Regions from separate parts of the Mus musculus genome. Here region 1 is linked to region 2. The links are chromatin loops, found by intact Hi-C in ENCODE. Cell type or tissue: left cerebral cortex. All regions are shown on one strand. Each heading gives the region's core, and the rest is flanking DNA. Links, peaks and the distances in the headings are about the cores only. Region 1 has its middle 87 kb from the start of Gm48606. Region 2 has its middle 65 kb from the start of Gm36235.

Region 1 (2,921 bases), core at 329-2,828, 64 kb before region 2:
GAATTTCGTTTCTGGAAGTTTATGGGCTAAGGGTTTGGAATCAGTCCTTCCTGACTCCTTTGTAGAGGAAACTAGGAGAGTGTTGAAACCTTGACTCAAGGCAAAGGCTCACCATATTTTCCTGAAATTAGATTTATCTTACAGGATCCAGTTGTGGTCTTTATGGATAAATGGGCTATAAATATATCTATTGAATTTTTCATAATACAGGATGGGGGGGGTAGGGATGTCCTTGGAAAAGATAATTTGGTTTCTATGAAACTAGACTCTTTAAGTGGTCCTACCAGGGACTTTGCCTAGTCACAGTGTACCTCCCATCCCTACAGGTTCCCCTCTCCCTAGAACCCTAGCATCTGGGCCAAAGGAAAGAGAGAATGCAGGATCTCTTAGGGAGAATGCCTGCCAGCCTTAAACGTGACATGTGATCGAGGGCTTCCAGCTGTAGCTCTAAGCCAAGAGTGAAATTTGCAAACACTGGACTCTTGGCCTATCTGTTTTTGGGTACTTGGAGACACTGTTATGTATGAGAACAGGGGATGTGTTGTCAACTCCATGCAAGAGCCCCCACTTCCTTCTGCTGATGCCAATCTCATGCCATCCTATGATTAGAAAAGAAAAAAGAAAAAGAAAACAAAACAAAACAGAAAAAAAAAACCCCAAAAAAACAAAAAACAAAAAAAACAAAAACCAAGAACTATTCTCAAATCAATACCAGTCTTTAAAAAAAAAAAAAAAAAAAAAAAAAAAAGGTGACAGGTGGCAAGATTCCTTGCTGTTGAGCTCCAGCCAAAACATTTGGCGCTTTTTTCTCCTGGGGGAGGAACTGGAGCAGGCTGTGACTTGGTGAGTCAGCAGTGAGGGGCGGCCGCAGAGGGAACTGTTCCTGAGCATTCTGCCTGGTGCTGAAGAGAATTAGTCAATTCTTGGAAAGAGGGAAGTGTTCAGACCGCCCTGCTCCCCACTTCCAGATCTTCCTTTTGGCCTTAGTCGGAAGACCTAGTCATCTAATGGAATTCAGTTTGTTCTGCTCGGTGTGTATGTGTCACTGTGTTTTGACTTAGCAGCGGGCCTTGGCTCCATCTCTTGCTTATTTCACCCCAGAACTGTTTTCCATAGCAACCTCAGAAATAACAGTGCATTGCAAAGAGCCCAACTTGCCCTTTTGTGAGACAGATAGGCTGCAGAGAGATAAGCATGTGACAGGGGGCTGACAGGGATGATGATGGAGACAGACAACTTTGGAGAGATGGATTATCAATAGGTTCTGATAGATTATGAAAAGGCTCTGGAAACTTTGAGAAGAACATCTCAAGCAAAGCAAAGCTTGTCCAGGAGCGCTCAGGCTTCAGGAAGAAAACTCTTCTTAAATGGCAAATGCGGAAGTGAACCACAAGAGTTGCAGAGGATGCTGAACACAAGGCTTGGATGTCTCTGGGGTTCTCCAGTGATTTGTGCAGTAGATAAGTATTAAAATATGGAAAACACCTCCTTCTGAGTACACATCCATGATGTTTAGCTCAGGGTAACTTTTTCATATTCTCTATGGTGAACTCTTTTCTAAACTACATTAATTTAAAACAAAAAAATTCACTTTTTCATATACTGACAATCTATGACGATATGGAAACATGGCTCCCAGTATTTTGGAACATTTACCACAGAAAGGTACATTTTTGTGCTTGGGACTGGGGAAAGACATACCAGTCATATATGTGATGGGTATTACTAGCAACTTGATAGGATCTACATCATTGAAGAATTGCTTTGATTAGGTTAATTGAGGTGGAAAGACTTACCTTAAAAGTGGGTGGCATCAGTCAGACATGGTAGAGCTTGTTTTTAGTTCCAGCACTCCAGAGGCATAGGCAAGAGGATCTCTGTGTTTGAGGCCAACAGGATTATATAGAGAGACTAAGTCGAAAGACTAAAAACTAAACCCAAAACACAAAGTAGGAAGCACTATTCCCTGATCTGGGCTCCTCAGCTACATTAATGTTAGAAAGCAAGCTGAACAGGGATTCATCTCCATCTGCTTCCTGACTACGGTCATGATGTGACCACCTTTACATACTATTGCTGCCATACTATTGATTTGCCTAATGTGAAGACTGTACCATGGAGCTATGAGCCCAAATAACCCCTTCCATTCCTTCTTGAAGTTCTTTTTGTTGAGAATATTTTTATCACAATAACCTAAAATGTAGACATAACAATGTCTTATCAGTGAAAACAAACAAACAAACAAACAAACACCTAAACAAACACAAACCAACAAGCAAAAAACCCAAAGGACAATTCAATATGTCTTCTTGAGAATGGTGAAGACTGAGACAATGTAGAATTGAGAGTCCCATGAGCAAACAGGGAAAAATACAATGAGAGGTGAGATTCTGCCTTCCAGAAAATTTAGTATTGCCTGCCCAATGGCATTTTGAAGTCATGATGAGCTGGGTTCAGGAGGGCTGGCATTCTCTTCAAATGTGAGAACAGCTCATTGTGTAATCATGGCAAATGGCTTTCCCAGAAAGAGAAATGAGTTTGCTTAGGTGATTCAAAGAACATTTCTGCTCAGACACACCAATAGTTTCTCAACACAAGCAAGTGTTCAGTATCAAGCCAAAATTAAAATAGATTATAGTAACGTTTCTAGGTTCAAGACATCATTAAGAAGAGAGGATACTTAGTTCAATGTCACATGGAGATAGTAGGTCTTTAATAATCCTTCATCAGTTCATTTCATTCTCATTTTGCATATGCATGGACTACAGCTCAGGAAAGTTTCTGTAAGTCCTTAAGACTCTCCCTTGAAAAGAGAACAACATTTGATGGACGGTTAGCGTAGGTACAAAGTCCTTGTTCTTCTTACTTGCACTATTGCCCTGAAAGCAGGCTTATTAAATGACCTGAGTGGATGAATAGAG
Region 2 (2,921 bases), core at 229-2,728:
TAACTGTGGGTAGGTAATGGTCTGTTCCTACAGGCTGCATATTACAAATAGGAAAGAATGATCAAAAATAGATATTTTAAGTGTCTGGGTGGAGAACACTAGGATTTCTTTGTATCTACAGATCCCATGAGAAGAAACCATCACTATTTAGATATTACTGGAAGTGATTGGGATACTGTTGAACTCTAGAAGTGGTTAGAGAGGAAAACCATGTGACTAGGCAAAGAATGGATGCTCTCATTATTTCCCATGATTTTTCCCCCTGATGCTTCTAAAAGATTTCATGCATGCTTTATTAATAATCAGCTGGACTTTAATAGGACAGCCTATGCTAAACTTTTAATGTTTGGAAGAGTATGAGTAGCTGCTGATTAAGTCAGAGGAAGCTCATCGCATTGTGTGCTTTGTCTGAGTACTTTGTCAGTGTTGCTGAAATTCCAGAATAAAATAAGCCTTCCTAGAGTGTGCATGTCTTGTGAGAAAAAGGGAGGAAGGAGAAAGGGAGAGGGGAGAGGATGAGTCAAAAGCAGAAAGAAACCAAACTTTGATATATGAGTTCAGATCTTAGATCTGTCAGTTATTGATCAGCAGTGTGAGTTTTTAACCTATCTAATTTTGCTTTTGTTTGCTTTTAGAATGAGGGCATATGGATTCATTTTTGTATGTTGGGATGGCTTTATAGTTATCCAGTGTAATAGTGTGAACTCTATAGTAGTGTGCTATGATCAGTAGCCCATAATAAGTGCTTGGGCATTTGCTTTGCTGTGTTTTGTTTTGTTTTGTTTTGTTTTGTTTTGTTTTGTTTTGTTTTGTTTTAGACTGAACTGTGTTACCCTTCATCCTTAGCTGGAATATTGAAACAGACAGAACATGGCAGATTATATCTTCAAGACTCATGTCAGGTTTCTCTGATGGAGTCTTACACAGAACAACAGAATGCAAACAAGTCCATAACATGGTCATAATATAATTCAATCAAGGTGACTATTGCTTCATCTTTGCCAAGTTCTACTGATAAGAAGTCCTACCTACCTGCAAGACCTTGCTCGAGGCCATACCTCCCCAGAGGTAATCTCAGAATCCTGCCTCCCACTATAGGTAGGGAGAGCTTTCTCCCAACAAAGCTCCAGAGAAAGACTGAAATTGCTCTACTGTCAGTGTGTATATGTGCTCAAGTAATTCTCGGTGCCCCTTTGGGAAGGCATAAAGAAAGCCATAAAGGATGAAGAGCCAAGTTCAGAGGCAGAAGGGTGAGGTTAAGGATAAATGTGGTTCTATAGAACTGTAAAATTTACAGGAGAAAAAGGCAACCTGGTATAGCCATAAAAACAGACAGATCCATAGAATAGAAAAGAGGACCCAGAAATAAGCTAACAAAGTTATACCCACCTAATTTGGACAAAAAGAGAAAAAATATGCAGTGGAAAAAGAAAAAGATAACCCACTCAACAAATGGTGCAGGCAAAACTGGGCACCCACCTGCAGAAGAATGAAATTAGATTCATAGCTTTCACCTTGCATAAAATAAATTAAAATGCATCGATGGCTATAAACTCAGACTAGAAATACTTCAACTGCTGAGGAAAATGTCCAGAATATTCCTCAAGACACTGAGATAAGTCTGGACTTTCTCAAGAGAAAGCCAAGGGCACTAAAACAGACTCCCAAATCAACAGATGGGATGGCATGACATTAGAATGTTTCTGTGAAGCAAAGGAAACTGCCAGTAGAGAAAAGAGTCTGTGGAATGGGAGGGAATCTTTACTAGCTCTACTTCAGATCAGGGACAAATATCCAGAATTTACAAAGAATTGTAGAAGATACATACCAAGAAAGTGAAGCTGCCAACATCAACTGGGCTAATGAATTAAATAGGCAGCTTTAAAAAAATGACCTTTCACAAAGTGGTCAACATCCTTGGTCAGCAGGGAAATGTAAATTAAATCTATTTTTGGATAGCATGTCACCCTAGTCAGAATGACTGTGATCAAGGTAGATGGAGGGGGTGTGGACAGAAATAATCCCTTATTCTCTGCTGGTTGGGAGTGTAAATTAACACAGCCATTGTGGAAATCAGTTTGGAGGTTTCTCAAGAGTTGCAAATGGAACTATCATGGACCCAGCTATTTCTTCCCAAGGTGTATATCCAGAACTCCACATTCTACCATAGGGAATATTTGCAGCTCTCTGCTTAATGCTGCTTCATTTATGATAATAAGAAAATGGAACCAGCCTAGACATTCTTTAGCCAGTGAATAGAGCCAATGAATAGATGGGCTACAGATGCAAAGTGAAATATTATCTAACTTTAAGAAAAAAATAAATCATACTACTTGCATGAGATGGAGGGACTTAGAATGTATATTAAGTGAAATGACTGGGCTTAGACCAAAAATAACTGGACATTGTCCATCATTTGTGGATCCTAGCCTGCAATGTACACGTGTATGTGCAATGGTATAAGGGTGGGCGTCCTATAAACTCTAGGAAGGAGACTAAGATAGGGTGATAATTAGGTGACAAGGAAGGACAGGAGTCAGGCAAAGGACACATAGATCTGAAACTGGATATAAAGCTTTTTTTTTTTTTTTCCTAGTTGCAAGTCCATCACAGTTTTTCTTTTCTTTTGTATAGTGGGTAAGTGAGTGAAAATGCTGTTGACAATAAAGTGTAAGAATCATTGCTTCAGAAGAGCCATTATTACCATAAGACCACCACTGAGATGCACAGTTTGGAGCTGGGCTAATGTGTGGTGGGGGATTGACCTTAAAGTAGCCCTTTCATGATTTTATTAGTAAGTTAATTAGATGAAGTGAATTTATTCTTTTTTTTTTAAAAAAAAAACATATATTTTAAAATAATAATGCTCTTAGAATGGTCAGTTTGAGAGGAAACTCCAAAAGCCTTCACTGTGCCTGCAA

Evidence for each region. Peaks named below come from ENCODE experiments on the same cell type or tissue, not always from the same donor. Only the 100,000 strongest peaks of a DNase experiment are listed, where the experiment ranks them.
Region 1: it touches region 2 in a loop (2.2-fold over the local background); 3 of 42 quality-filtered maps call a loop at or near these places.

The regions. Positions count from the first base shown.
Region 1 is chr12:16,143,825-16,146,745 of GRCm38, reverse strand. No RefSeq gene overlaps it. Among named protein-coding and RNA genes, the nearest start is that of Gm48606, 87 kb to the left of the region's middle. In left cerebral cortex, for the core only: no CTCF peak of the experiment used is centred there; DNase peaks (open chromatin) are centred at 875 and 1,322; H3K27ac peaks cover 304 bases.
Region 2 is chr12:16,079,555-16,082,475 of GRCm38, reverse strand. No RefSeq gene overlaps it. Among named protein-coding and RNA genes, the nearest start is that of Gm36235, 65 kb to the right of the region's middle. In left cerebral cortex, for the core only: no CTCF peak of the experiment used is centred there; a DNase peak (open chromatin) is centred at 1,490.